4 separate regions of the Mus musculus genome follow, and regions 2, 3 and 4 are each linked to region 1. A link is a loop called in an ENCODE intact Hi-C map of the cell type or tissue named here. Cell type or tissue: left cerebral cortex. All regions are shown on one strand.

Evidence for each region. Peaks named below come from ENCODE experiments on the same cell type or tissue, not always from the same donor. Only the 100,000 strongest peaks of a DNase experiment are listed, where the experiment ranks them.
Region 2: a loop joins it to region 1, with 4 times the contacts of the local background. A loop is called at or near these places in 28 of 42 quality-filtered maps.
Region 3: a loop joins it to region 1, with 8 times the contacts of the local background. A loop is called at or near these places in 13 of 42 quality-filtered maps.
Region 4: it touches region 1 in a loop (4-fold over the local background); 13 of 42 quality-filtered maps call a loop at or near these places.

What each region holds. Positions count from the first base shown.
Region 1 is chr8:71,127,276-71,135,275 of GRCm38, forward strand. It overlaps a transcript of Gm7827 not described here. Among named protein-coding and RNA genes, the nearest start is that of Gm7827, 9.1 kb to the right of the region's middle. In left cerebral cortex, no CTCF peak of the experiment used is centred here; DNase peaks (open chromatin) are centred at 3,567 and 3,792.
Region 2 is chr8:71,834,423-71,842,422 of GRCm38, forward strand. Gm5373 reads right to left here. Exons shown (of 13, transcript XM_017313040.2): 8 at 7,228-7,291. Among named protein-coding and RNA genes, the nearest start is that of Gm40504, 22 kb to the left of the region's middle. In left cerebral cortex, no CTCF peak of the experiment used is centred here; no DNase peak of the experiment used is centred here.
Region 3 is chr8:71,797,659-71,805,658 of GRCm38, forward strand. No RefSeq gene overlaps it. Among named protein-coding and RNA genes, the nearest start is that of Gm40504, 14 kb to the right of the region's middle. In left cerebral cortex, no CTCF peak of the experiment used is centred here; no DNase peak of the experiment used is centred here.
Region 4 is chr8:71,808,798-71,816,797 of GRCm38, forward strand. Gm40504 (a long non-coding RNA gene) reads left to right here and starts at 7,191. Exons shown (of 3, transcript XR_870508.2): 1 at 7,191-7,252. In left cerebral cortex, no CTCF peak of the experiment used is centred here; no DNase peak of the experiment used is centred here.

The sequences.
Region 1 (8,000 bases):
AGTCGAGGACAACAGGTTCTCAGGCTCTTGGACATTCCAGATGCCACTGGATGCCTCAGAAGAGCTGAGACTGGAGTGGGGGCCTGAGGGCTGGATCTTACCCAGAGCCAAAGGGAAAAGGGGGAGGAGGAGAGCTCCAGCTGGGTCTCCCTCTGGGAGGAGAGTCTTTGGCTTGCCTGGCAGGAAGCATGGCTTGATGGAAACTGTGGCTGGGAGCACAGAGAGGCCTTCTGCAGGAGATTAGACTTGGCTCTTTAGAGGAAGACCTGTTATGTTGTTCACCATGGAGAATTCTGATGAGAAGAAGCAGTCCATTTTTTATTAGATATTTTATTTATTTACATTTCAAATGCTTTCCCCTTTCCTAGTTTCCTCTCTGAAAATCCCCTATCATCCCCTCCCCCTGCTCCCCAACCCACCCACTGCCACTTCCTGACCCTGGCATTCCCCTGTACTGGGTCATAGAATCTTCCCAAGACCAAGGGACTCTCCTCCCATTGATGAGTGACTAGGGCATCCTCTTCTACATATGCAGCTAGAGACACAAGTCCCACCATGTGGGTTTTTTTTTAATTGGTGGTTTAGTCCCAGGGAGCTCTGGGGGTACTGGTTAGTTCATATTGTTGTTCTTCCAGTATAGCTACAGACCCCTTTAGCTCCTTGGGTACTTTCTCTAGCTCCTTCATTGGGGACCCTGTGTTCCATCCAATGAATGACTATGAGCATTCACTTCTGTATTTGTCAGGCACTGGCAGAGCCTCCTAGGAAACACCTATGTTAGGCTCCTATCAGCAAACTCTTGTCATCTGCAATAGGGTCTGTGTTTGGTGGTTGTTCATGAGATGGATCCCTATATAGGGTAGTCTCTGGATGGTCCTTCCTTCAGTCTCTGCTCTGAACGTTGTCTCTGTAACTCCTTCCATGGGTATTTTGTTCCCCCAGCTAAGAAGGACCAAATTGCAGCAGACTATCCCTTCTTTGGGTCTCCTGGCTATGTGAACTGGGTCTCTGGTGGCAAGTATGCAAAGGAATCAATGAATGACAAACAGAAGCAACAAGAGAGAGTGTGTAGAATCTGAGTGTAATGTCACAAAGGGAACATATATAATATAGGTAATATTTATAGAAAAGATAAAACAGCCCTGCCTAGGGTCAGCTAATGACAGGTAAGGATTTCACACCCTAGTCACAATTTGTGCTACTCCTTTGAGCCTTGTGAAAGCTAGCACCAGGGGGTTCTGCTATAGTAGACCTTCTCATGAATAAAGCAATACCACAAACCCCCATATTCCCTAGGCCTTGGTAAATTCTTGCATATGAAAGTAACTTGACTGTACTTTTAAGTATCTGTAGGGAATCTCCATTTGTCAGAAGAATTCACCAACTTGCATCTAATATGCAATGTAGCCTGCTATACCTGGTTGTAGTGAAGATTCTAAGTATACTTTGTTAAGCTTGCCCTGAGATTTCTAACTCTTATAAAGTAAAATACTGTAAGAAAACATACAAGACCCTCCACGATATTGCAGGGACAAATCTGGGGCATTCTAGCTATGGGAATGCCAAGGTTCCAGGAGGCTGAGTTTCCTTGAAACTCTTTGCCTCAGGACTGCTTCCAGGTTTTTGGCCTGTCAAGCGAGACACTACTGGAGTGGATATATTATCAAAGTATCCACACTTTGGTCTTCCTTCTTCTTGAGCTTCATGTGTTTTGCAAATTGTATTTTGGATATTCTGAGGTTCTGAGCTAATATCCACTAATACAAATTGGAAAGGAAGAAGTCAAAATATCACTATTTGTAGATGATATGATAGTATTTATAAGTGACACCCCAAAATTCCACCAGAGAACTCCTAAACCTGATAAACAATTTCAGTGAAGTATCTGAAAACAATATTAACTCAAAGAACTCAGTGGCCTTTCTCTATACAAAGGATAAACAGGCTAAGAAGGAAATTAGGGAAACAACACCCTTTACTATACTCACAAATAATATAAAATACCCTGCTGTGACTCTAACTAAGGAAATGAAAGCTCTGTATAAGAACTTCAAATCTCTGAAGAATGAAATCAAAGAAGATCTCAGAAGATGGAAAGATTTCCCATGCTCATGGATTGGAAGGATTAATATAGTAAAAATGGCTATCTTGCCGAAAGCAATCTACAGATTCAATGCAGTCCCCATCAAAATTCCAACTCAACGCTTCACAGAGTTTGAAAGGGCAATTTGCAAATTCATCTGGAATAACTACCTAGGGTAGCAAAAACTATTCTAAACAATAAAAGAACCTCTGGTGGAATCACCATCTCCTACCTTAAGTCCTACTACAGAGCGATTGTGATAAAAACTGCATGGTACTGGTACATCAACAGACAGACCAATGGAGTAGAACTGAAGACCCAGAAATGAACCCACACACCTATGGTCACTTGATCTTTGACAAAGGAGCTAAAACCATCCAGTGAAAAAAGACAGCATTTTCAACAAATGGTGCTGGCTCAACTGGCAGTTAGCATGTAGAAGAATGTGAATTGATCCATTCTTATCTCCTTCTACAAAGCTCAAGTCTAACTGGATCAAGGAACTCCACATAAAACCAGAGACACTGAAACTTATAGAGGAGAAAGTGGGGAAGAGCCTCGAAGATATGGGCACAGGGGGAATATTCATGGCCAGAACACCAATGGCTTGTGCTGTAAGATCAAGAATTGACAAATGGGACTTCATAAAATTGCAAAACTTCTATAAGGCAAAGGACACTGTCAGTAAGATAAAAAGGCAACCAACAGATTGGGAAAAGATCTTTAACAGTCCATGGTTTTAAAGCATTTATTGTCATGGAGGACTGTTGTGATGAGTGAAACTATACTCTCTTTCTCAGGGCAGGCCTGAGGTTACATACCTTTTGCAGTGAGTAGTGTCTGGGAAGGAGAGCTTAATTGGCTATGCTCTTCAGGCCTTTAGGAACCTCATTAAAATGGTCTTGAGGAGAGGCCTCCTAGGTGTCTAGGATCCTGTTGTCTAGGAGCGTGGCAAAGCACCTACTGTTCCTTGCAGAGTTATCTGCTGTGTCTCTGGGGTTTTTAACCTAGCTCAATCAGAAACTAGGCTGCCTTTCATGGTCCCACATTAGTTGATTCTGTTGTTCTTCGTGTGAAGTTCCTATCCCCTTAGGCACTGCCACCCTTCTTATTTTTCCACAAGAGTCTCCAAGTTCCATCTAATGTTTAGCTGTGGGTGTCTACATCTATTTAAGTCATTGCTGGGTGGATTCTCTCATAGGAAAGTATGTACCAGTATGTGTCTATGAGCATAACAGGGTATCATTAATAGTGTCAGGGACTGTTGCTTGCCCATGGGATGGGTCTCAAGTTTGGTGGGGTTTTGGTTGGCCATTCCCTTAGTCTCTACTCCATCCCCTATTCCTGCATTTCTTTAGACAGGAAAAGTTTTGGGTTAAAAGTTTTGTGGGTGGGTTAATGTCACTATTGCTCCACTGGGGTTCCTGCCTAGCCAGAAGAGGAAGCCTCCCCAGGCTCCATATCGCCAATGCTGAGTCACAGCTAAGCACACCCACAGTGATACTTGTGTGAATCCCCTATCCTATGTCTCCGTCTCTTCCTAAAGTTGCCCCCTCCTTACCATCCCTGTCAGTTGCAGATTTCCATTCATTATCATGGACCCCCCTCCTCCCCACACCAGACAATGAACCCACCTCTCCATCCCTATCTCCTTTCTCATGCAGTTCTCTCCCTCCATCTGCATCCCATGACCATTCAATAGAATCAAACATCCTTTCTTGTGCCCTTCTTCCTATCCAGCCTTCTTGGGTCTGTTGAGTGTAGCATGGGCACACTGTACTTTATGGAATGCATTCTGAGAGGGGAGAGGTTATACTTAGGCTCTTTTTTACTGAGCCTCACTGGATCATTTACCTGCTTTAGGGTCCTGGGCACCTAGACATACGTACTTTAAGACATCAGCTCCCAGGCCTTCTATAAGGAAAACAAAACAAAAAATTCAGTTAGTTTATAAATACTTTCCCATTGTCTCTTTTGAAGAACTGTATTGGATATTTTAACATGACTTAGTTAAAGAAACTACATACATTTTACTTCATTGTATATGCTTAACTTTTGTAGCTTTATATAGAGGAGTATTTTGCTGCTGTTTGTTTTCTATGCACTGTATGCTAGAATTGAGTGAGAAATGCCCTGGAACAGGAGTTATGGACAGTTGTGAGCTGCCATGTGGTGCTAGCACTCAAAACTGAGTGCACTACAAACAAAACTAGAGCTCTTAACTGCTAAGCCATCTCTCCATAATATTCATGTTAATTATACTATGTTATATATAATACGGAAAAATTTATCATAAGATCTATTGTCAACTTTAATGCAAAGACATCACCAAGAATTATTAGTTCAATATCTCCTGTGTTGGCTAATGGACCAAACAAAGACATTTTGAACTGTCACCGTGACCCTGCTCCCCCATACTCACCTTGTGCACATGTGGTGTATGCATTGATACACCTGTGAAGGACAGAGACTGACACTGTCATCCTCTCATTTTCCCGTGTCCCACACATGCGGAGCCTAGTGTGTGGTGGTCAGAGGACTTGCTGCTTGACAGTTCTCTTCTGCCACATTATGGGTTCTGGGGACAGAACTCAGGCCATCAAGCCTCCCTGTGTGTTCCACCCAGTGGTCCCTCAGTTTTAAAGACATGTTCACTCACCCAAATCCCTGGTGTGTTTGATTTACTCTCTTGAAGCACACTGACTCTCAGACTTGCAGGCAAGTAAGCTTTGGGGATCCCCTTATCCCCACATCTTCACTCAGGTTTTCAGGGCAAGTATTTTACCAATTGAGTTTTACCAACCACCCCTGCCCTTTATTCTTATTTCCTATTCTTATTCTGCACTAGGTTATGAAGGGGAACCAATCACACAACTGTAGATTTTCTGTAGTCCCCTTGCTTCTTGATCATTTTGTAGTTCTAAGGGGCTAATTATTCTTTAAGTTGGAGCTTCATATAGATAATACAAGAATAAATTATAAATTATAGTTTCAAGATATTCTTTTGCTCATTGAATGTTTTCTTTAAAAACACTGAATTGTCCAACTGTAGTTTTTCGTTCTATCAGTCCATTTCTTTCCCACACATAATTTAGATAGCTATAGTGTAGAATATAGATTTTACTATCTCCCCAGATCTTCCTATTCTTATATCTTTATGTTCCTCTTCTCAGTCAAGTTTCATACACTCTATAAATTTAAATTATTAAATGGAACGAGCCATACTCTTTGGAACCCTAGTTTCATTTTGCTTAAAGCCTTTTGAATATCAAGCATGGGAGTTGGATAGTATAGGTTACCACTTTGTAGAGATATTTACCCAATTTTTGTATGAGTCCAGGGGCACACTGATGATTTTATGGCAAAGCATGAGGTCCTGCTTTGCTAACATTTAGCACCTGGATTACCATGGACACTTTATCTATTACCTTAGGAGTGTGTTGTGCTCCTGCTGGTAGTGAGGTATGGAAACACTACTCATGGGCATAAAACAAAAGAAATATGGGAATGAAAAAAATCAAAGTATTGATGACATAGGGTTTAGATTTTCATTTGTTATCAAAAATTTATATAGATTCAAGAGATCTGTAGAATTGCATCTATAGGTCATTCCTATGCAAGACCCAAAGCCTGTCAATCATCCACAGGACACACACAACTTATCAAAATCTGTGCAACAACCCCCAACAGCCTGTTAATTATTCATAGGAAAAGCCCACAGCCTGGCAGTCATCCATAAGAAGTGCCCAAGTCCTGTCAACCATCCACTGGAAACGTCCCCAGCCTCAGTCATCTACAAGCAACTAACAGATGTTATCAATCAAATGGACCTATGTAATATGTGTAGAATATTTCACCCCAAATCAAGAGCTTGTAACTTTTTCTCATCACCTTCTGGAAATTTCTCCAAAATTGACCATATAGTTGGTCACAAAGAAAGCCTCATCAGCTACAAGAAAATTGAAATGACCCCTTGCATCCTATCAGAACACAGTAGGTTAAAGCTGGACTTCAATAACAACAGAAAAACCAGAAAGCCTACACACTCGTGGGAACTGAACAACTCTCTACTCAATGATCTCTGGGTCAAGGAAGAAATAAAGAAATTAAAGACTTTCTACAATTCAATGAAAATGAAAGCACAATATACCTGAAATTTAAGGGGCACAATAAAAGTGCTGCTAAGAGGAAAGTTCATAGCACCAATGGCCTCCATAAAGAGATTAGAAAGCCCACATTCCAGAAATTTAAAAGTACGTCTGAAAGCTCTAGTAAAAGAGGCAAACACACACAAAAGGAGTAGACAGCAGGAAACAATCCAAATCAGGACTGAACTCAATCAATTAGACACAAAGAAAACAACACCAAGGATCAACAAAATCAAGAGCTGGTTCTTTGAGAAAATCAACAAGATAGACAAACCCTTAGCCAAACTAAAAGGCATAGAGACAGTATCCAAATAAACAAAATCAGAGGTGATAAAGGAGACATAACAATAGAATATCAGAAAATTCAATGAATTAATAGGTTTTATTGAAAAACCTGTATCCACAAAGTTGGAAAGTCTTAATGAAATGGGCTTTTTTCTTCTAGACACATACCACTTACCAAAGTTAAATCAAAATCAGGTAAACTATTTAAACCGTCTTATACTCCCTGAAGAAGAAAAAGCAGTAACATTCTCACAACCAGCTCTTAACCTCTTGCTCTCTTGCCTCTCTCTTGCTCCTTGTGCCCCCCTCTCTCCCTTCTCCTCTCTCTCCATGTGACCATGACCAGCCTCTATGTCTCTACTTTCTCCTTCTGTCTGCCTTTCTCTGATTCTGCTACCCTCTTAACTCCCCTCCCCATGACCTAAATAAGCTCCATTCTATACTTTAAAAGAAAAAAAAGTCTCATAACTGAAAAGCCCAGGACCAGATGGTTTTAGTGCAGAATTCTACCAGAACTTCCAAGAAGAGCTAATACTCCTCAAACTAGTCCACAAAATAGAAACAGAAGGAACACTGCCAAACTCATGGTATAAGCAACAGTCACCCTGATACCTAAACCAAGAAGCACTGAACAATGAAAGAGAACTTCAGACCAATTCCTTTTATAAACATTGATGCAAAAATACTCAAGAAAAGACTTGCAAAACAAATCCAGCAGCACATTAAAAACATCACCCATCATGATCAAGTAGACTTCATCCAGGGATGCAGGAATGATTCAATACATTGCTAGGGTTTCTTCTCAAAGATAAAAATGTTTTTAAAACAGAGTGATGGGTGCATAATTTTAATGACATACTAAGAAAGCACTACTAGATTGTATACTTTCAAAGAATGAACTTAGTACATAAGTGTATTACATACCTGTAAACCCATTATTATTGAAAGATAAATTATGTTTATTTCATGTGTATGTATATCTTGCCTACATGTATGTGTGTTCACTGTGTGCATGTCTGGGCCTGTGACAATGCAAGAGGATTTGGATAGCCTATAATTGGCTTTGAAGATGGTTGTGAGCTGCCTTGTAGGTGTTATTGTAGGTTGCAGGATTTGTAGCTGACAGATATTGAGGATTTCCTTTGTCCTCCAGTAGCAACAGGTTTCCTTCCAATCTTATGAACTCTGGTTAGTAGGGTGAAGAGTCTAGTTAGACCCAGCTCAACCTATTGCACTGTGATGACAGAAAGGTGACCTTCAGAAATCAGTCCTAACCATCACATTGTGTAGACCATCCAACAGTCTTGGCACTAGCCTGTGCTGATAGTTGAGGCTTTATGTAGGACCCTTTGGTTAATGACTCAACAGGTTGCAACCCATTCCTCTTACTGGAGGTGTAACTTGGTGGCACAGGATGTGTAGTTGGAGCCTTGTCTCCTCTGTCAGTTTTTGGCTCCATAAGGATCCCTTGCGGATAAATCCCA
Region 2 (8,000 bases), 710 kb after region 1:
AGGTTTTTTGTTATTCCAGATGAATTTGCAGATTGCCCTTTCTAATTCGTTGAAGAATTGAGTTAGAATTTTGATGAGGATTGCATTGAATCTGTAGATTGCTTTTGGCAAGATAAGCCATTTTTACTATATTGATCCTGCCCATCCATGAGCATGGGAGGTCTTTCCATCTTCTGAGATCTTCTTTAATTTCTTTCTTCAGAGACCTGAAGTTTTTATCATACAGATCTTTCACTTCCTTAGAGTCACGCCAAGGTATTTTATATTATTTGTGACTATTGAGAAGGGTGTCGTTTCCCTAATTTCTCTCTCAGCCTGTTTATCCTTTGTGTAGAGAAAGGCCATTGACTTGTTTGAGTTAATTTTATATACAGCTACTTCACTGAAGCTGTTTATCAGGTTTAGGAGTTCTCTGGTGGAATTTTAGGGACATTTATATATATTATCATATCATCTGCAAAACGTGATATTTTGACTTCTTCCTTTCCAATTTGTATCCCCTTGATCTCCTTTTGTTGTCGAATTGCCCTGGCTAGGACTTCAAGTACAATGTTGAATAGGTAGGGAGAAAGTGGACAGCCTTGTGTAGTCCCTGATTTTAGTGGGATTGCTTCCAGCTTCTCATCATTTACTTTGATGTTGGCTACTGGTTTGCTGTAGATTGCTTTTATCATGTTTAGGTATGGGCTTTGAATTCCTGATCTTTCTAAGACTTATATCATGAATGGGTGTTGGATTTTGTCAAATGCTTTTTCCGCATCTAAAGAGATGATCATGTGGTTTTTGTCTTTGAGTTTGTTTATATAATGGATTATGTTGATGGATTTCTTCATATTAAGCCATCCCTGCATCCCTGGAATGAAACCTACTTGGTCAGGATGGATGACTGTTTTGTGGTGTTCTTGGATTCAGTTAGCGAGAATTTTATTGATATTTTTGCATCGATATTCATAAGGGACATTGGCCTGAAGTTCTCTATTTTTGTTGGGTCTTTCTGTGGTTTACGTATCAGAGTAATTGTGGCTTCATAGAATGAATTGGGTAGGGTACCTTCTGCTTCTATTTTGTGGAATAGTTTGTGAAGAACTGGAATTAAATCTTTTTTTGAAGGTCTGGTAGAACTCTGCACTAAACCCATCAGGTCCTGAGCTTTTTTTGGTTGGGAGACTATTAATAGCTGCTTCTGTTTCTTTAGGGGATATAGGACTGTTTAGATCATTAACCTGATCCTGATTTAACTTTGGTACCTGGTATCTGTCTAGAAATTTGTCCATTTCATCCAGGTTTTCCAGTTTTGTTGAGTATAGCCTTTTGTAGAAGGATCTGATGGTGTTTTGGATTTCTTCAGGATCTGTTGTTATGTCTCCCTTTTCATTCCTGATTTTGTTAATTAGGATGCTGTCCCTCTGCCTTCTAGTGAGTCTGGGTAAGGGTTTATCTATCTTGTTGATTTTCTCAAAGAACCAGCTCCTCTTTGGTTGATTCTTTGAATAGTTTTTGTTTCTACTTGGTTGATTTCGCCCCTGAGTTTGATTATTTCCTGCCGTCTACTCCTCTTGGGTGAATTTGCTTCCTTTTGTTCTAGAGCTTTTAGGTGTGTTGTCAATCTGCTAGTGTGTGCTCTCTCTAGTTTCTTTTTGGAGGCACTCAGAGTTATGAGTTTCCCTCTTAGAAATGCTTTCATTGTGTCCCATAAGTTTGGGTATGTTGAGGTTTCATTTTCATTAAACTCTAAAAAGTATTTAATTTCTTTCTTTATTCCTTCCTTGACTAAGGTATCACTAGTAGAGTGATTTTCAGTTTCCACGTGAATGTTGGCTTTCCATTATTTATGTTGTTATTGAAGATCAGCCCTAGTCCATGGTGATCTGATAGGATGCATGGGACAATTTCAATATTTTTGTATCTGTTGAGGCCTTTTTTGTGACCAATTATATGGTTAATTTTGGAGAAGGTACCACAAGGTGCTGAAAAGAAAGTATATCCTTTTGTTTTAGGATTAAAATGTTCTGTAGATATCTGTTAAATCCATTTTTTTTATAACTTCTGTTAGTGTCACTGTGTCCCCGTTTAGTTTCTGTTTCCATAATCTTTCCATTAATGAAAGTTGTGTGTTGAAGTCTCCCACTATTATTGTGTGAGGTGCAATGTGTGCTTTGAGTTTTACTAAAGTTTCTTTAATGAATGTGGCTGCCCTTGCATTTGGAGCATAGATATTCAGAATTGAGAGTTCCTCTTGGAGGATTTTACCTTTGATGAGTATGAGGTGTACCTCCTTGTCTTTTTTGATAACTTTGGGTTGGAAGTCGATTTTATTTGATATTAGAATGGCTACTCCAGCATGTTTCTTCAGACCATTTGCTTGGAAAATTGTTTTCCAGCCTTTCACTCTGAGGTAGTGTCTGTCTTTTTCCCTGAGATGGGTTTCCTGTAAGCAGCAAAATGTTGGGTCCTTTTTGTGTAGCCAGTCTGTTAGTCTATGTTGTTTTATTGGGGAATTGAGTCCATTGATATTAAGAGATATTAAGGAAAAGTAATTGTTGCTTCCTATTATTTTTGTTGTTAGAGCTGGCATTCTGTTCTTGTGGCTGTCTTCTTTTTGGTTTGTTGAGGGATTACTTTCTTGCTTTTTCTAGGGCATAGTTTCCAACCTTGGATTGGTGTTTTCCCATTATTATCCTTTGAAGGCCTGGATTCGTGGAAAGATATTGTGTGAATTTGGTTTTGTCATGAATACTTTGGTTTCTCCATCTATGGTAATTGAGAGTTTGGCTGGGTATAGTAGCCTGGGCTGGCATTTGTGATCTCTTAGTGTCTGTATAACATCTGTCCAGGATCTTCTGGCTTTCATAGTCTCTGGTGAAAAGTCTGGTGTAATGCTGATAGGCCTGCCTTTATATGTTACTTGACCTTTTTCCCTTACTGCTTTTAATATTCTATCTTTATTTAGTGCATTTGTTGTTCTGATTATTATGTGTCAGGAGGAATTTCTTTTCTGGTCCAGTCTATTTTGAGTTCTGTAGGCTACTTGTATGCTCATGGGTATCTCTTTCTTTAGGTTTGGGAACTTTTCTTCTATAACTTGTTGAAGATATTTGCTGGCCCTTTAAGTTGAGAATCTTCATTCTCATCTACTCCTATTATCTGTAGGTTTGGTCTTCTCATTGTGTCCTGGATTTCCTGGGTGTTTTAAGTTAGGATCTTTTGAATTTTGTATTTTCTTTTATTGTTGTGCCGATGTTCTCTATGGAATCTTCTGCACCTGAGATTCTCTCTTCCATCTCTTGTATTCTGTTGCTGATGCTCACATCAATGTTTCCAGATTTCTTTCCTAGGTTTTCTATCTCCAGCATTGCCTCACTTTGGGTTTTCTTTGTGTCTACTTCCCTTTTTAGGCCTTGGATGGTTTTATTCAATTCCATCACCTGTTTGGTCTTGTTTTCCTGCAATTCTTTAAAGGATATTTGTGCTTCCTCTTTAGGGTCTTCTACCTGTTTAGCAGTGTTCTTCTGTATTTCTTTAAGTGAGTTATTAAAGTCCTTCTTGATGTCCTCTACCATCATCATGAGATATGCTTTTAAATCAGGGACTATCTTTTCCGGTGTGTTGGGGTGCCCAGGACTGGGTGGGGTGGGAATGCTGTGTTCTGATGATGGGGAGTGGTCTTGGTTTCTGTTAGTAAGATTTTTATGTTTGCCTTTCGCCATCTGGTAATCTCTGGAGTTAGTTGTTGTAGTTGTCTCTGGTTCGAGCTTGTTCCTCAGGTGATTATGTTAGCCTCTATCAGCAGACCTGGGAGACTAGCTCTCTCCTGAGTTTCAGTGTTCAGTGTACTCTCTGCAGGCAAGCTCTCCTCTTGCAGGGAAGGTGCCCATATATCTGGTGTTCGAACCTGCCTCCTGGCAGAAGTTGTGATCCACTTACCAGAGGTCTTAAGATCCCACGGAGGGTCCTGTGGGTACCTTGCAGGTGTCCGCAGACTCTGTGCCCAAGGTACTCCAGTGTTGGCATGGACTGGAAGGGAACTTCCAAGTCTTTTTTTTAAATTATTATTAGGTATTTTCCTTATTTACATTTCCAATGCTATCCCAAAAGTCCCCCATACCCTCCCCCACCCACTCCCCTACCCACCCACTCCCACTTTTTGGCCCTGGCGTTCCCCTGTACTGGGGCATATGAAGTTTGCATGTCCAATTGGCCTCTCTTTCCAGTGATGGCCGACTAGGCAATCTTTTGATGCATATGCAGTTAGAGTCAAAAGCTCTGGGGTACTGATTAGTTCATAATGTTGTTCCACCTATAGGGTTGCAGATCCCTTTAGCTCCTTGGGTACTCTCTAGCTCCTCCATTGGGGGACCTGTGATCCATCCAATAGCTGACTGTGAGCATCCACTTATGTGTTTGCTAGGCCCCGGCATAGTCTCACAAGAGACAGCTATATCAGGGTCCTTTCAGCAAAATCTTGCTAGTGTATGCAATGGTGTCAGCGTTTGGAAGCTGATTATGGGATGGATCCCCAGATATGGCAGTCTCTAGATGGTCCATCCTTTCGTCACAGCTCCAGACTTTGTCTCTGTAACTCCTTCCATGGGTGTTTTGTTCTCAATTCTAAGAAGGGGCAAAGTGTCTACACTTTGGTCTTCGTTCTTCTTGAGTTTCATGTGGTTTGCAAATTGTATCTTGGGTGTTCTAAGTTTCTGGGCTAATATCCACTTATCAGTGAGTACATACCATGTGAGTTCTTTTGTGAAGGGTTACCTCACTCAGAATGATGCCCTCCAGGTCCAACCATTTGCCTAGGAATTTCATAAATTCATTCTTTTTAATAACTGAGTAGTACTCCCTTGTGTAAATGTACCACATTTTCTGTATCCATTCCTCTGTTGAGGGGCATCTGGGTTCTTTCCAGCTTCTGGCTATTATAAATAAGGCTGCTATGAACATAGTGGAGCATGTTTCCTTCTTACCGGTTGGAACATCTTCTGGATATATGCCCAGGAGAGGTATTGCAGAATCCTCCGGTAGTACTATGTCCAATTTTCTGAGGAACCGCCAGACAGATTTGTTTCATCACTTCTGTTAGTTTCACTGTATCCCTGTTTAGTTTCTGTTTCCACGATCTGTCCATTGGTGAACGTGGTGTGTTGAAGTCTCCCACCTTTTTGTGTGAGGTGCAATGTGTGCTTTGAGTTTTACTAAAGTTTTTTTAATGAATGTGGCTGCCCTTGCTTTTGGAGCATAGATATTTAGAATTGAGAGTTCCTCTTGGAGGATTTTACCTTTGATGAGTATGAAGTGTCCCTCCTTGTGTTTTTTGATAACTTTGGGTTGGAAGTCGATTTTATTTGATATTAGAATGGCTACTCCAGCATGTTTGTTCAGACCATTTGCTTGGAAAATTATTTTCCAGCCTTTCACTCTGAGGTAGTGTCTGTCTTTTTCCCTGAGATGGGTTTCCTGTAAGCAGCAAAAGGTTGGGTCCTGTTTGTGTAGCCAGTCTGTTAGTCTATGTTTTTTTATTGGGGAATTGACTCCATTGATATTAAGAGATATTAAGAAAAAGTAATTGTTGCTTCCTATTATTTTTGTTGTTAGAGTTGGCATTCTGTTCTTGTGGCTGTCTTCTTTTTGGTTTGCTGAAGGATTACTTTCTTGCATTTTCTAGGCCATGGTTTCTGTCCTTGTTTTTTTTTTTTTTTCTGTTATTATCCTTTGAAGGGCTGGATTCATGGAAAGATAATATGTGAATTTGGTTTCGTTGTGGAATACTTTGGTTTCTCCATCTATGGTAATTGAGAGTTTGGCTGGGTATAGTAGCCTAGGCTGGCATTTGAGTTCTCTTAATTTCTGTATAACATCTGTCCATGATCTTCTGGCTTTCATAGTCTCTGGTGAAAAGTCTGGTGTAACGCTGATAGGCCTGCCTTTATATGTTACTTGACCTTTTCCCTTACTGCTTTTAATATTCTATCTTTATTTAGTGCATTTGTTGTTCTGATTATTATGTGTCACAAGGAATTTCTTTTCTGGTCGAGTCTATTTGGAGTTCTGTAGGCTTCTTGTATGTTCATGGGCATCTCTTTCTTTAGGTTTGGGAAGTTTTCTCCTATAATTTTGTTGAAAATATTTGCTGGCCCTTTAAGTTGAAAATATTCATTCTCATCTACTCCTATTATCTGTAGGTTTGGTCTTCTCATTGTATCCCTGATTTCCTGGATGTTTTGAGGTAGGATCTTTTTGCATTTTGCATTTTCTTTGATTGTTGTACCGATGTTCTCTATGGAATCTTTTGCACCTGAGATTCTCTCTTCCATCTTTTGTATTCTGTTGCTGATGCTCACATCAATGTTTCCAGATTTCTTTCCTAGGGTTTCTATCTCCAGTGTTGCCTCACTTTGGGTTTTCTTTATTGTGTCTACTTCCCTTTTTAGGTCTAGTATGGTTTTGTTCATTTCCATTACCTGTTGGATGTGTTTTCCTGTTTTTCTTTAAGGACTTTCCCCTCTTTGGTTGTGTTTTTCTGTTTTTCTTTAAGGACTTGTAATTCTTTAGCAATGTTCTCCTATATTTCTTTAAGTGAGTTATTAAAGTCCTTCTTGATGTCCTCTACCATCATCATGAGATATGCTTTTAAATCTGGGTCTAGCTTTCCGGGTGTATTGGGGTACCCAGGTCTTGCTGAGGTGGGTGTGCTGGGTTCTGATGATGGGGAGTGGTCTTGGTTTCTGTTAGTAAGATTCTTACGTTTGCCTTTTGTGATCTGGTAATCTCTTGAGTTAGTTGTTATAATTGTCTCTGGTTAGAGCTTGTTCCTCTTGTGATTCTGTTAGCCTCTATCAGCAGACCTTGAAGATTAGCTCTCTCCTGAGTTACAGTGGTTAGAGCACTCTCTGAAGGCATGCTCTCCTCTTGCATGGAAGGTGGACAGATATCTGGCATTCCGACCTCCCTCCTGGCAGAAGATGAAGGCCTGAAAGAGGGCTTATCCCAGAATCTGTGTAGCTTCTGTAGTCAACACTTTCACCTATGCAGATTAATCTGGGCGGGATCCAGGAACCAAGATGTCTCCCCCCAGATGCTGTGGCAAAGCCCTCCTGGGTGGGCCGGACACCTCTCCTCTTTCAAGGATGGTGCCCAGATGTCTGGAGCCCAAAATGTGGTCTGCCCCAGAAGCTCTGTGGCTTCTGCCTATCCCAGAAGCTGTTAGCCCCTACAGTCCACACTCACCTGTACAAACCATTCTTGGAATTCAGGAAACCAAGTGATGTTCTTCTAGTAATTTTCTCAGTAACTACAAAAGAGGAAGGCAAAATTTGTCATTAAACAATGGTAGCCAGTGCTGAGGCTAATATTTTTGTGACCTGATATGCTTTGACACCATTTATGAAAAGCTTTTAAGGTGAATATTGATTTGTAAGAATAAATATATTAGAACTCTTCCTTTCCACATTCTTATATTTTTAAAATTCGAAGAGAAAATTTTATCCAAAGTTACTATTCATAATAAATTTGCAAAATATCTAAGATCCTGAGCCCTATCAGACACAAAAAGTGTCATCTTAGCCTGAAGTGTTATCCCACAGTGAATTGTGTTGCCATTGCTGCTTTCTGTCTCTGCCCTAGGGATGCTGGCACAACTCTAAGTGAGCGAACTCATCTTGGACAGAAATGAAGGGACTTCTCCAAGTATTGACTTGAACTTCCTTCACTGAGGGGGATACCCATTCCTAGCACAGGGAAGCTCAGTCTATGGCTCTGCAACATAGCCAAATACAGGAGACCCAAAGCCCTTTGCAAAGGATTTCCAGCTGCAAGTGTGACAAAGCTCTAGAGAGATCAGTGTGTTTCTCTACTCTAGATCTTCTGAGGAAGATGCTAAAGGCCCTCAGTTCTAGCACTGGTGCCTAGCTCATTTGCAATGCAAAGAAGCTCAGCATAAACTTCCATTGCCTCCCATGGCATGAGCTGCTGGAAAGACCCCCTTAGTAGCTATGCAAACT
Region 3 (8,000 bases), 670 kb after region 1:
CCTGAGATTCTGTCTTCCATCTCTTGTATTCTGTTGGTGTTGCTGTGTCTGTAGTTTCTGTTTTCTTACTGAGGATTTTATTCCCAGCACTCCCTCAGTTTGTGTTATCTTTTTATCTTCTATGTGCATTTTCAGGGCTTGAACAGTTTGATTCATTTCCTTCCCATTTGATTGTATTTTCCTGTATTTAAAAGATTTATTCAATTCCTATTGAAAGGTCTCTATTATCTGCATAAGAGTTGACTTAAGGTCATTTTCATTTGTTTCAGTTATATTGGGGTACTCAGAGCTTGCTGTAACAGGATATCTCTGCTATGGTGGTGCCATGTTATCCTGGCTGTTATTGGCTGCGTTCTCTGGTTAACCTTTAGCCATCTGGATTTTGCAGTTAGTATAACTTTAGATGATAATTTCATAGTTTACCTTTTGTCTTTTTTAGGGTCTTACTGCTGTGAACAGACACCATGACCAAGGTAACTCTTATTAGGACAACAGTTAATTGGGGCTGGCTTAAATGCTCAGAGGTTCAGTCCATTATAATCAATGCAGGAACATGGCAACATCCAGAAAGGCATAGTGCAGGAGGAGCTGAGAGTTCTACATCTTCATCTGAAGGCTGCTAGCAGAATAGTGGCTTCTAGGAAGCTAGGATTAGAATTGTAAAGCCCACATCCACAGTGACACATCTACTTCAACAAGGCCACACCTGCCACTCCCTGGGCCAAGCACATATAAACCATCACACCTTTGTTGGATGGGTGAGGCTTTTTGTTTGGTGTGTGTGTGTGTGTGTGTTGATTTTTTTCAGGTTTTGGATGATGTTTCCCATGTTATTTATATTCTGCCTTCTGGCCTGAGTGGTTTGGGCCTCTGGTGACTATTGGTTCTTCAGGTCAAGTAAGGTGTCTCCCCTAGTCTCTGCATGCCCTATGGTATTTTGGGTGTTTATCTTGCCTTTGAGGTTTCTAGTACCACCCTAACCTGGTGTCCCTGGTGCCAACTGGTCTCAGGAAATGCATGTCTAATTGTTGATCAGACTGGAGTACAGGAAGTGAGGTGCAGTTTATGGCTCTTTGGTGTGTTTTCAGGAAATTTGTCTTTCAAAGGCTTGGGACAAGTTCTTACCTAGTTGTCCCTGATAAGAGCAGGCCTCTGAGAAAGGAGGTAGCATCGAACAATTGAAAATGGAGCACAAGAGACAGGGTCCTCTTTATTGCTGTTGGGTGTGCTTTAAAGTGACTTGGGGGTTCAATTGCTTGGAGCAAGTTATTACTTTGTTGTCCCTAGTGCCAGAAGCCCTCTGGGGAGGCAGGCAGAGTTGTAGGCTGGAAAATGGAACACAGGGGATAAGATGCTGTCTATTGTTCTTTGATGTGCTTATACCGGATGCTGACTGACTTCCTGGCAAGCAGGCAAGGTTAAAGGTTAACCTGAGAATACAACTAATAACAGCCAGGATAACATGGCACCACCAGAGCAGAGATATCCTGCCTCAGCAAGGTTGAGGGCCAGATAATGAAGCAAAGGAGACAAGGTGCATTTTATCACAGTTGGGTGTGTTTTAAGGGTAATTACTAATGTACTTCTAATACTAATACTTATTTTAGTATAATCCCTAAAGGATCCAAATGAAAGTGTTCTCAAATTCTTTTGATCTCGAAAAGACAAGAAAAGAGCCCTGGGTCCTGTGAACCTGTGAATCTGGAGAAAAGTATATAATTTGAGCCTCAGATAACTCACTAGTGTCTTGAGTCAGCAAGTGCCACATGTTTTAAAGAATGCCACAATCACGTTCTTAATTATACCATAGTCCCTATAAAATAGATTTTCCCGCAATACTTCCAAAGTATTCTACTAAGGGAGTAGGAACAATTGGATCCATGTGCAGATAGGAATCAAATACTCAGAAGTCAAAGCAAGGGTTCAAGGCTAAGAAGGAAAGTGTTACAAGGGTTAAAATTGACGAAGAGGAGTGGAGTGGAAGGTACTTAGGAAGGTAAGAGAGTGGGAGACCTGGAGTAGAGTCAAGGTAGGGTCTGCAGGGATAGGAAAACCTACAGGAAAAGGGTAAGCAGTAGGGTACAAATGAACAGGCCAAACCTGATGTCATTGTTTTTTGGACTGTCGTTGAGTTCTGTTAACCACAACCTGGGTTGGCATAGATTTTGGCCAGACATAAATCCCAGAGTATTGAGTTTCCAAATGTTATCAGATGGGTAGAAAACTGTCCCTTTGAGATGGGATAAGGTTTTCCCTTGCATACTTTATGTTTTGTCTAGTACCAAATGTATAAGAAGCCCAAAGGAGCTAATAGGAGGGAAACCCTGTCCCTTAGCTTGAAGTCAATTGGTGCTTCCTTGCCTCCTGACAGGTTGGAGTGGGTGATGTGTGATCAGCTACTGGATTCATGAGCTGTGGAGGGGTTGTCAAGGTTTGCAGGCAGACTTTTCAGTGGGGGCTCTTATCAACATCCAGGACATGTTTCTTTGGTAGGCAGCGATGGAAAGGTTTCTGGTTACATGGGGGAAGAAGCAAGACGACAGTTCTGCTACCTATTCTGGTGAGCTGCCGGCACACACTGATACTCCCCTTCCCTATTTTGGGGAAGAACGCAGGGAGACGACAGTGTCTTGCGGCCAGCGAGAAATGGGAGTTGGGTTCTGAGCTGATACCACATGGAGTTGTGCCAAACGTGTACTCTACTTTCTTGAGCACATGGGGCCTATGATTGAGAGGTGCAGTCATCGTCTAAGCAGAAAAAACGTGGCTATCCATAACAGATGTTTCTTCAACCTCATTCTTTACTCTTCTCTACCTGCCCTGCTGAACACATGACTGAAGTATTCCTGTCCTAAAGATGACAATGATTTGACCAAGTATGGAGGAGGAGTCAAGAGTTTGGGCTATTGAGGATAGAACTCAGAGGAAGAACATCTTTCTGCTGGTAGATCCCCACATGTACATACAGGAACCAAGAGCCAGGGTAAGCTTAGGAGATCTGGTAGAGCCAGAGTGGAAAGAGCAAGTGAGTAAGTGATGGGGTTTTTGTCTCTGACCTCCACTCCTCACGAAGCACACTCAGAAATATGGATTCCTGCCTTGTACTGACTAGAAAAACATAGTTCAAGTACTGGCCATTGGTAGCTCTAAGTCCAGTAAGGAGTTGAGCTAGGAATGTGAAAGGATTTGAATATAGAGGAAGATGTTATACAGAGCACTGGCTCCACTTCTCATCCCAGTAGCACACTGGATACGTTTCTTGTCCTTTTGGGGCATCTGTCCACTCAATATTATTGTGTGAAAAATTTCAGTATGAAATGCATTAAAGGATTAGTATATATACATACAGAAATATGTGCAAGTCAAAGTTGACAAGTTTTGAGTTTTCAAATCAATAGGACACATGCCAATACATGGGTGCTTTAGTTGAGTGTGATGGTATACTCCTGTAATCCCAGTACTGAGAAGGTAGAGGCAAGAGGACCATGGAGTTTAAAGTCTTTCTCACTTTACCAGTGAGTTTGAAACTAGCTGGGTCTACATGAGACCTGTCTCAAAATGAAAACAAAACAGACAGGAGCTTTAAAGTTACCTCAGAAACTATTATTTCTATTCAGCTGCTAGCATGATCATTTATTTTTAATTTAAAGAAATTCAAATTTATTTATTTATTTAATGTCCATGTACATCAGAAGATGGTATCAGATCCCACGGGACTACAGTTACTCACAGCTGTAACCTGCCATACAAGTGCTAGGAATTGACCTCAGGACCTCTGCAAAAGCCGATCTTAACTGTGGGGTCATCTCTCCAGAACTATGTATGGTGACTTTTATCTCTCTTACAGTAGCAGAATCATACCATGTACTTCTTTGTAGTTCTTCACTCTGTTGTATATAGGAGCCACTCCATTAATTTACTTACTCTCTGCTCTATGAATGGACTCATCTTCTAATAACAACAATTACAATTTCCTGACTTTTCCACATGAGAACTCACTGCATATTGCTGCCAGGACTCTCAGTGAGCATATGAACACATCCTCCATTGTATGGAGGAAAGGAACCACTGGGTCCTATATTCAGCTTGAATAGACATTCTGGAAACATGTTGAAGGTGCTAAAATATGTATTCTGTTGTCATCAGTGGATGATTTTCACACCACATCCTCACAAATAATTGGTATTATCAGGCTTTTTCATATTGTCATTCTAATATTCATCTAGAGGCTATTACTTATAACCTTTGCTTGTATTTTCTGGAAAACTAATCACAAGGAATATCTTTCCTAGTCCTCTGTATATCTTATTCCACATGGGACTTGTTTAAATTGTTCACTCATTTTTAACTTGGCCTGACTTTAACTGGGAATTTATGAGTTCCTTATTTTGTGTGTGTATTCTGCAACTTCTTTACTAAATATGTGTATAGTAAATGTCTTTCTCCACTTACAGATTTGTCTTTTTACTTCTAATGGGGCTTTTTGACAAAGAAAAACTCTTACTTATCAATATTTTTCCTTGGTAGTACATTTTATGCCCTGCCTGAGAATTATTTGTAAAAATCAATCAATCAATCAATCAATCAATCAATCAATCAATCAATCAGCCTCAGCTCTGATGCCTGTCAAGAGGCTGGCTCTAACCCAACACACGCAGCTTTTCCTACCTCCAAAGAGGTGGGCCATTACCCAGCACATGCAGGTGAGACACTACCCCTACCCCTATACAATCTCCCAGTGTGCAGGGACTCCAACAGTCTGCTTCCTTCCAGTCCAAACCTACACCAGCAACAATCATGGAGTACCCACAGCTCTGCATACCTGCCAAGAGGCCAGCTCCAACTGCCACCCCTACATACAAACAACTCTGCCTACCACTGAGGTGGCCTGCTCAAACGTGAGACACATATCTTCACCTGTCTTCTGGGAGGCCTGCTTCAATTTAAGACACTCAACACCAGAGACTACTAGATGACAAAAGGCAAGCCCAAAAATATAACCTACAGAAGCCAATGTAATATGGCATCATCAAAATGGAACTCTTCTATGACAGCAAGCACTGGGTATCCTAACACACCTGAAGAGCAAGACTATGACCTTAAATCCCATCTCATGAAGATGATAGAGGCCTTGAAAGAGGATATAAATATTTCCCTTAAAGAAACACAGGGAAACATATTCAAACACATAGAAGCCCCTAAAGAGGAAACAAATCTCTTACACAAATACAGGAAAATACAATCAAGCAGGTAAAGCAAATGAATAAAATGGTCCACGATCTAAAAATGGAAATAGAAGCAATACAGAAAACACAAATAAAGGCAACACTGGAGATGAAAAACCTATGAAAAAGAACAAGAACTAGACATGCAATCATTAAAATAACACCTATGAGGCAGCTCACAACCATTTTCAAAGCCAATTATAGGCTATCCAAATCCCTCTTGCATCTTCACAGGCCCAGACATGCACACAGTGCACACACATACATGTAGGCAAGACATACATACACATGAAATAACATAATTTATCTTTCAATAATAATGGGTTTACAGGTATGTAATACACTTATGTACTAAGTTCATTCTTTGAAAGTATACAATCTAGTAGTGCTTTCTTAGTATGTCATTAAAATTGTGCACCCATCACTCTATTTGTTTTAAAAACATTTTTATCTTTGAGAAGAAACCCTAGCAATGTATTGAATCATTCCTGCATCCCTGGATGAAGTCTACTTGACCATGATGGGTGATATTTTTAATGTGCTGCTGGATTTGTTTTGCGAGTCTTTTCTTGAGTATTTTTGCATCAATGTTTATAAAAGGAATTGGTCTGAAGTTCTCTTTCATTGTTCAGGGCTTCTTGGTTTAGGTATCAGGGTGACTGTTGCTTATACAATGAGTTTGGCAGTGTTCCTTCTGTTTCTATTTTGTGGACTAGTTTGAGGAGTATTAGCTCTTCTTTGAAGTTCTGGTAGATTTCTGCACTAAAACCATCTGGTCCTGGGCTTTTTGGTTATGAGACTTTTTTTTTTAAAGTATAGAATAGAGCTTATTTAGGGCATGGAGAGGGGAGTGAAGAGGGTAGCAGAGTTAGAGAAAGGCAGACAGAAGGAGAGAGTAGAGACATAGGGGCTGGCCATGGTCACATGGAGAGAGAGGGGAAGGGAGTGAGAGAGAGGGGGCACAAGGGGGAAGAGAGAGGCAAGAGAGCAAGAGGGTAAGAGCTGGTTGTGAGGCTTTTACTGCTTCTACTTCTTCAGGGATTATAGGACTGTGTAAATAGTTTACCTGGTCTTGATTTAACTTTGATAAGTGGTATCTGTCTAGAAAAAAAAAAGTCCATTTCATTAAGATTTTCCAACTTTGTGGATACAGGTCTTTCAATAAAACCTATTAATTTGTTGAATTTTCTGATTGTCTATTGTTATGTCTCCTTTATCATCTCTGATTTTGGTTATTTGGATACTGTCTCTATGCCTTTATTTTGGATAAAGGTTTGTCTATCTTGTTGATTTTCTCAAAGAACCAGCTCTTGATTTGGTTGATCCCTTGTATAGCTCTTTTTCTATTTGGTGATTTCAGCCCCGAGTTTGATTCATTCCTGCCATCTCCTCCTCTTGGGTGTATTTTCTTCTTCTTGTTCTAGAGCTTTCAGGTGTACTTTTAAATTTCTGGAATGAGGGCTTTTTTGGGGGGGGGTGCAGGGAGGGAACCAGAAAAGGGGATAACATTTGAAATGTAAATAAAGAAAATATCCAATAAAAATGAATTCAAGTCAACAATTCAAATAAGGAGTTTCATCAAAAAACAACTACAATAACACCAAGCCCACCATGTAGGCCCCTCCCTGACTGCAGGGCCTGAGAGCCAGGCCTGGCCATTGATAAGTCATTTACATAGTCCTCTCCCTTCTGCCTTTATCAATATATGATGGCAGGCTTCAGCATGCTTTTGGTGGCAAGTCTTTCTGGAGCCCCTTCTCATGTGACAGTGATGCAACAGAGGTCTCAGCAGGAGCTCACATCACAAGTCACCTCCTTCCTGAGGTCAAGGTGGCCCATGATTGGCTGGGCAGCTGTGGCTGGAGCCAGGGCATTATGTTGATGAATCCTAATGATGTTGGAAGGCCTGGCAAGCCACCATGCAATTAGAAGCCTGTTCATGTCTGGGTGGGTTCCAGACAGAGGCAGGGCTAGGATCAGGCAGGAGCAGGCACATCTAGAGGATCTGCTTTGCAGGTGGATGGGGTTTTTACATGGGTCATCATCTCCAAGAGAAACCCACGGAGGGCCATTTAATTAAGTCCAGCAGCTGCTCAGAAACCATAGTCACGCCAGAGCAGTGCATGATGTCTCTGTACAGGTTACAAGGAGGAGGGCACTCCCCACTACAATAGCACAGGTGGCTGCCCGCACCCTCGGAACATCAGCCTCTGTGAAGTTTCATCACTATCTGCATCCATTAAACTGTCTTTGGCAGTGAGGCAGCTGTGTCTGGTGATAGGGTCTGTTGGTAAATAAGGGTGTAGTGACAGGTTCTGGGGGCCAGGGATGAATATACAATGTCAGTTTCTGACCTCATCTCAGATAAATAGGAGGGGATGACAAGGCAGGAGGATCAATTTGCAGCTGCTTGGTATCTCTGGTCTGGATTCCTAGTCCATAAATACCTCAGTGCCTTCAGGAGGCCAGACATGCTGGCTGCACCAGGAGCCTATGTAAGGGGCCACAGCTGACTGTGGAGCAGGCACTGTTGAACTCCACAGTTCTTCCTCTGATATAGAGATGTTCCCTGGCTTGGAGAGTCTTCCGAACATGGATTTATTATTCTATAGGAAAGAAGCCTGACATTCTGTTGGCTCAGACCAAGGTACTTGTTTGGGGGCCAGAGACCTGAGCTTTCTTCTCTGGATGTTGGCACCCAGACCTGGCTCACTCACATAGATGGAACCGCCCCAAGACCTTCTCGGGACACTGGGAGACTTTATAAGGGACTCC
Region 4 (8,000 bases), 680 kb after region 1:
GAAGAAAAATGCTGGATCCTGTTTATATATCTAGCCTGCTCACCTATGTTTTTTGGGGGGAATTGAGTCCATTTATGGTAAGAGTTGATGAAAAGTAATTGTTACTTCCCTTTATTTTTGTTGTTAGAGGTGGAATTATGTTTCTGTGGCTATCTTCTTTTGGGTTTGTTGAAAGATTGCTTTCTTGCTTTTTCTAGGGTGTAGTTTCCCTCCTAGTTTTAGAGTTTTCCATCTATTATCCTTTATACAGCTGGTTTTATGGAAAGATATGGTGTAAATTTGATTTGTCATGGAATATCTTGGTTTCTCCATCTATGGTAATTGAGAGTTCTGCTGGATATAGTAGCCTAGGCTGGCATTTGTGTTCTCTTAGGGACTGTATGATATCTGCCCAGGATTTTCTAGCTTTCAGTCTCTGGTGAGAAGTCTGGTGTAATTCTGATAGGTCCGCCTTTATATGTTACTTGACCTTTTTCCCTTAATGTTTTTAATATTCTTTCTTTGTTTAGTGCATTTGGTGTTTTGTCTATTATGTGTCAAGAGGAATTTCTTTTCTGGTCCAATCTATTTGGAGTTCTGTAGGCTTCTTGTATGTTCATGATTGTCTCTTTCTTTAGATTATGGAAGTTTTCTCCTATAATTTTGTTGAAGATATTTACTGACCCTTTAAGTTGGGACTCTTCATAGTCTTCTATCCTTAAGTTTGGTCTTCTCATTGTGTCCTGGATTTCCTGGGTGTTTTAGATTAGGAACTCTTTGCATTTTGCATTGTCTTTGACTGTTGTGTCAATGTTTTCTATGTTCCCTTCTGCACCTGAGATTCTCTTCTCTAGCTCTTGTATTTTGTTGGTGATGCTTGCATCTATAACTACTGACCTTTCCTAGGTGGTCTATCTCCAAGGCTGTCTCTCTTTGTGATTTCTTTATTGTTTCTAATTCCATTTTTAGATCCTGGATGGTTTTGTTCAATTTCTTCACCTGTTTGTTGTGTTTTGCTGTAATTCTTTAAGGGATTTTTTTTTAATGTAACCTCTTTAAGGGCTTCTGTTTACGTGTGTTCTCCTGCATGTTAAGGGAGTTGTTTACATCCTTCTTAAAGTCCTCTATCATCATCATGAGATGTTATTTTAAATCAGAGACTTGCTTTTGTGGTGTGTTGGGGAATCCAGGGCTTGCTGTAGTGGGAGAACTGGGTTCTGATGATGCCAAGTAGGCTTGGTTTCTGTTGCTTATGCATTTGCCCTTGCTTCTTGACATCTGGTTATCTCTGGCACTAGCTGGTCTCACTGTCTTTGACTGTGGCTTGTCCCTCCTGCAAGCCTGTGTGTCAGTACTCCTGGGAGACCAGGTCTCTCTGGGAGGAATTTGGGTATGAAAAGCTGTAGCACAGTGTTAGCTCTGGGGTGCAGACAGAAACCAGAAGGACCTGTCCATAGCTGTTCCTCAGATCCTGTGTCCTGAGGGTTCTTACAGTCTTACCTGTGCTCACAGGTATGTCTGCACTCCAGTGCTACCCACACTATCCCTGTGATATTTGGCTATCAGCTATGTGCATTTCTTATGGATGATTCTCAAGCTGTGGGGAATTCCTATGGATGATTGATAGGATATAGGTTTTTCCTCAAGATGATTGCTAGGTTGGGGGTGTGCCATGTGCATAAACAACAGAATGTAGCTATTTCCTGTGGATGATTGATTGGTTGTGGGCTTTTCCTATGAAGATTGACAGGTTGTGGGTATTTGCTATGGATAATTGACAAGCTGTAATTGTTTTTTTAAAAAATATTTTATTAGGTATTTTCCTCATTTACAATTCCAATGCTATCCCAATAGTCCCCCATACCCTCCCCCCCCCACTCCCCTATCCACCCACTCCCACTTTTTGGCCCTGGTGTTCCCCTGTATTGAGGCATATAAAGTTTGCATGACCAAAGGGCCTCTCTTTCCACTGATGGCCGACTAGGCCATCTTTTGATACATATGCCGATAGAGACAAGAGCTCCGGGGTACATGTTAGTTCATGTTGTTGTTCCACCTATAGGGTTGCAGATCCCTTTAGCTCCTTGGGTACTTTCTCTAGCTCCTCCATTGGGAGCCCTGTGATCCATTCAATAGCTGACTGTGAACATCCACTTCTGTGTTTGCTACACTCCAGCATAGTCTCACAAGAGAGCTATATCAGGGTCCTTTCAGCAAAATCTTGCTAGTGTATGCAATGGTGTAGGCGTTTGGAGGCCGATTATGGGATGGATCCCTGGATATGGCAGTCTCTAGATGGTCCATCCTTTTGTCTCAGCTCCAAACTTTGTCTCTGTAACTCCTTCCATGGGTGTTTTGTTCCCAATTCTAAGAAGGGGCAAAGTGTCCACACTTTTGTCTTCGTTCTTCTTGAGTTTCATGTGGTTTGCAAATTGTATCTTGGGTGTTCTAAGTTTCTGGGCTAATATCCACTTATCAGTGAGTACATATCATGTGAGTTCTTTTGTGAAGGGTTACCTCTCTCAGGATGATGCCCTCCAGGTCCAACCATTTGCCTAGGAATTTCATAAATTCATTCTTTTTAATAGCTGAGTAGTACTCCATTGTGTAAATGTACCACATTTTCTGTATCCATTCCTCTGTTGAGGGGCATCTAGGTTCTTTCCAGCTTCTGGCTATTATAAATAAGGTTGCTATGAACATACTGGAGCATGTGTCTTTCTTACCAGTTGGAACATCTTCTAGATATATGCCCAGGAGAGGTATTGTGGGATCCTCTGGTAGTACTATGTCCAATTTTCTGAGGAACTGCCAGACTGATTTCCAGAGTGATTGTACAAGCTTGCAATCCCACCAACAATGGAGGAGTGTTCCTCTTTATCCACATCCTCGCCAGCATCTGCTGTCACCTGAATTTTTGATCTTAACCGTTCTGACTGGTGTGAGGTGGACTCTCAGGGTTGTTTTGATTTGCATTTCCCTGATGATTAAGGATGCTGAACATTATTTCAGGTGCTTCTCAGCCATTCAGTATTCCTCAGGTAAGAATTCTTTGTTTAGCTCTGAGCCCCATTTTCTAAAGGGGTTATTTGATTTTCTGGAGTCCACCTTGTTGAGTTCTTTATATGTATTGGATATTAGTCCCCTATCTGATTTAGGATAGGTAAAGAACATTTCCCAATCTGTTGGTGGTCTTTTTGTCTTATTGACGGTGTCTTTTGCCTTGCAGAAGCTTTGCAGTTTTATGAGGTCCCATTGGTCAATTCTCAATCTTACAGCACAAGCCATTGCTGTTCTATTCAGGAATTTTTTTCCCTGTGCCCATATCTTTTGACCCCCTTTTCTTCTCGGGGGAGAGGCCCAATTCAGAGATCAGGACAATAGTTTTGTCTTAATAGCTCCCAACATCTCCCCCGTTTTAATATTTTTATTAAGGCATCTTATATAATAAATTTGTAGCCACATTTTTAACGACCACCTAAACGTTTGTTTGCTCACTGGGTGATTCTCTAAACCACGAAGAACACAAGGACAAGTCATCTATGAGGCTTGAATTAATGGTTCCAGTCTGTTGTGTATAACCTGGGATAGCCAAGGGATTTAGGAACGAAGCAAGCTCCATGGGTAGAGGTAGAGGTCTGATCCCCAGTGTGCAATGTTAGGGGCCATGTACAGGATTGACTCTCAGGCCCACAGATTTTTACCCAGAGTAACCCTGACCTGCTTCTGTGTCATTTTCCTGGGGGAAGGACCCTAGGGCACTCAACCTTTATGCAATCAGACATACCTCTCAGAGACTGTCTAACAGCTTCCAGACTAATCTCTGTGTAGTACTTAGTCTCACAACTCTCATGGGTGATGGCTTCAAGTTCCAATTTTTCCATGTATCTAGCCTGGGATGACTGTTTAGTTTCCAATGTGTCGAGAATGTATATTACCATGTTGGAAGCACAGACTACGGCAATCTATAAATGATTCGTGGCATGAGACTGATGGCCGAATTTAGGGGGAGGGGAATGATCTTACTTAAGCATTTTATGAAAATTGAGTCTCTCTCCACGAGACAAGGGTGACGAAGCTGTATCCACGTCTGACTCTTCTCCAGTAACCTGCTTGTTATTGCCAATGTCCAGCCGATGGTAATGAACTGAAACAGATGCACTTGAAAGAGATGAATCAATTTGAGATTTAACAAATCAGGTCAATTTCTGAAATGCCCAAGGACCGAAGGAAATCAATAATAGGAGTCCCAATAGGGGCCCCAAAAGGGAGGGCAACAAGGTCGAAAGCCAGGGGGAGGTTGAAAACCAATTTTGGTGCCATGACTCTTGTTGTTCTCTCTCTCTTTTTCTTTTTTCTAAACTGGCAGTAACCTTGGCAATGCTATCTTTAACTAATCCAGTTTTATCAACATATACGCAGCATTCTTCCTTAAGTGCAGCGCATAAGCCTCCTTGTTGTAGAAAGAGCAAATCTAATCCCCTTCTATTTTGAAGGGCAACTTCTGAAAGGGAGACCAAGGAATCAGTAAGATCATCTAGGCCCCTTTTTATATTCTCAATATCTTGGCTAATAGCCTCATTGAGCAGATGGTAATTGCTCGAATTCTGTTGAGACAACACAAGGGCTGCGATTCTGGTCCCTGTCCCAGTCACACCCAGGCCAAGAAGGAACGCAAGGGTCACTGCCGAGATAGGCTCTCTTTTGTGGCGGGATGGCAAGGAGGCACCTCGATCTCAAAACTTCAGTAAGTCATCTGACTCATGAATACTAAAATTTAGAAAAAGCTGAACCAAGACACAATAATCTCTATTATTTATTGTATATGTATAATAATGTACCGTGTAAGGCCCGTGGAACATGCCAAAAAGGTATCATTTGGGGCAAGAAGATAAGAATACCTATTTTTATTTATTCTAAACGTGTTATTGTAAATCTCTAGCAAGGGCCGAGGCAGAAGCATGCCTGGGCCCAACACACAACTTCCTACCCCAGAGAGTTCTGTCAAGGTAAGCTGAACTGACTCGAAGGGGAGCTGCCTAGCATCTGAAAGCAGGGTAAAATTTCCAAATAAGGCTATGCCCTCATAAAAGGGCGGGGAAGCAGAAAAATACATCCAACAATCTTCAAATTCTGACACATTATCTCTTTGTGTCTTATCCAACAAGGCTAAATAAAGGAGAAGCATTCAATATAGACCACAGTAAATCAGTGGAAGAGGTGGTCCCCACAGGGAGAGTGGGCTGAAATAGGGTCGTAGCACACCCTGGGGCAGGAACAGGGGGGTGGATACCTGGAAGTCGGGGACTGTTTGGGGGTTTAGGGTGATGTAATTGGGAATTAGGTCCTATAGATGCTTTATGATTATTAGGGATGGTTTTAAGAAGCTGAACGTTAAAGGTCATTATCATAGTTATCTTGATACAATCTTAGGTCCCAGGCGAGAGGGTGAGAACTTTTCCAAGCCTCTAAGTTCTTCCCCATAGATTCACAGGAAGACCTTTAACCACAAAGGGTTGAACAGTTCCAGTACTGTTTTCTTTGTCTGACCATGTTAGCAGTTTGGAGCTTTTTAAAGTGTCCTGTGTTTGACCTATGCCTTTTAAATGAGTGGCAGTGGGCTGTAAGGGCCAGGTTGCAGGCCAATGTGTTGAGGAAATTACTGTCGCATCTGCCCTGGTATCCAGGAGCCCTTGAAACTGTTTGCCCTCTAGAAACAAAGTCAGCATGGGCCGTGAATCAGTTATTTTCTGTGCCCAGTAGACTTCCGAGGATCCCAGGGAGGAAGGTCCTTGCTCCTCTTTCATATAAGGGAAATGGCCGAATAGTGGGAGTGGTAGGGCTTGGGCTATGCGCTCTCCAGCCCTAAGGGTAAGTGGTCCCTGCGTGTCGGTGACTAACATTTTTATCTCCCCATGGTAGTCGGTGTCAACCACTGTAGGAGTCACTGTTAGGCCTTGTAAAAGTCTGGACACTCGGCCAATGATGAGAAAAAAACGTCTTTTGGAGAGGGGGCCCAAATTCACCTGTTTCAATGACCACTGTTCCCTCCTCAGGAGTTATAATCCTGGTGGTGGAGGCACACAGGTTCAACCCTGGGTTCCCTGCCGTGGCCCTGCACAATCTCCCATGGGGGCTAGGGTGTTGTCTGCAGTTGTCATCAGGGGAGACAGGCCCCGCAGGCGGGCCCTCTGGCTATTTCCCTGGACCGCAGGGAGTGGGTGGCCATTGATATCAGTCTTAGATCAGCAATCTCGTGCCCAATGGTGGCCTCTCTTGCACTTAGGGCAAAGACGGGGGGGGGATTTTTGTTGGGTAACAGGCATGGTTGAGACTAGGGTACTCTGTCCTTGTGTAGGGCATCCTCTAGCAAAATGTCCAGGTTCGTTGTATCTATAGCAAGTTTTTTCTCCTTTATTTAGTTGTGGAGCAGCCCCAGTAGCCAGGTTGACAGACTTAGAAACTTGTTGGGAAAACACATCTACCTCATTACAAAGCTTGATCATACCATTTATATCTAAACTCTTAGTTACCTCTCAGGGCAGCTCTACATGCGAAATTGGCATTTTCAAGAGCAAGTTGTAGGACTAACGGACCCTCACTTTCCTCAGGTCCCAAAATTCTCTCAGCTGCTTCCTGCAATCTGGCAACAAACTGGGCATAGGACTCTTGGGGCCCTTGTATAATCTTGGTTAGTGGCGTAGTTAGCGCCCCTGCAGCAGGGACAGCGTGCCAAGCTCCCAGGGCTGCCTGTGCCATCTGGGCGAGGATACCAGGGGAGAGCCCTAATTGTTTTATGTCTGCAGCGAAATTGCCTTTACCACAAATTTTATCAGCAGTCCAGGAGGCTGTCTTACTAGTAGGATTCTTTCTATTATTTGCAGCCAAATTTTTTCCTCTGTCCACAAACTCTGACTTCCAAGTTAAATATTGGCCTCTAATGAGGACAGACTGAACAACTTTATTCTATTCATTGGGTATCAAGTAGCCTTCTCCTGCTAAACCTTCTAATATAGATACTGTGAACGGGACATTAACCCCATAATTTTTGACTACTGAATGAAGATCTTTTACATGTCTCAGTTTTAGCTTTTTGTGGACTGTTTGGCTGTTGGTGTCCAACCCTTCATCGGGGGACATGCCACCCTCATCAGAATCAGAGTTTGCTTGATCCTCCTCTTCTTCACTCTCTGGTTCCCCCTGATCTTTATCGGAGGAGCCAGTGGTGGAGGGGTCATCATGACCTGGAGCAGCCTGACGGGCTCGATATCAGGTGAGAACAGGAAAAGCCAATTTTTCATTCCCTTGTTTCTGAGTGGGACCCTTGCGGCCAGTTTGAGGGGTTTTTGGGATGGGACCTTGAAGGTTCCCCATGAGGGCTCTTTGTAGACTCTGAGTCTCTAGACTGAGGTCTTGTAGCTCCTTTTGAAGCCCTAGAACATCTTTAAGATTGGTGATCTGAGTCTGAAGTTCTCTTTTAGTTTGAAGTAATAGCTGAACATACGGAGAAGCTAGTGATACAGGCCGAGGATTAGGCTGAGGATTAGGGAGAAAGAGGGGCAAATAAGGAGGAGGGTGGAAATTGAAGGGCTCGATGGTAAGATAGGCACCGGGCCTGGGACCATAGTGGTCTTTTTCATATTTAAAGGCTTCCTCTGGGGCTGGCAAGATGGCTCAGTGGTTAAGAGCGCCGACTGCTCTTCCAAAGGTCCTGAGTTCAAATCCCAGCAACCACATGGTGGCTCACAACCATCCATAACGAAATCTGATGCCCTCTTCTGGAGTGTCTGAGGACAGCTACAATGTACTAAATAATATAATAAGTAAATAAATCTTAAAAAAAAAAAAAAAAAAAAGGCTTCCTCATCCAATTCTGCCTCCGAGGCAGGATCGAGGGGTTCGTCTGACAACTTCTTATACAAAATGGGGTAAATTATTTTTGGTCTAACAGTAGCACCTTTTCTAGAATCTAATGTAATTTGGGAGAAAGAGGAGAAGGCAGGGAGTCCTTAGGGACCAGG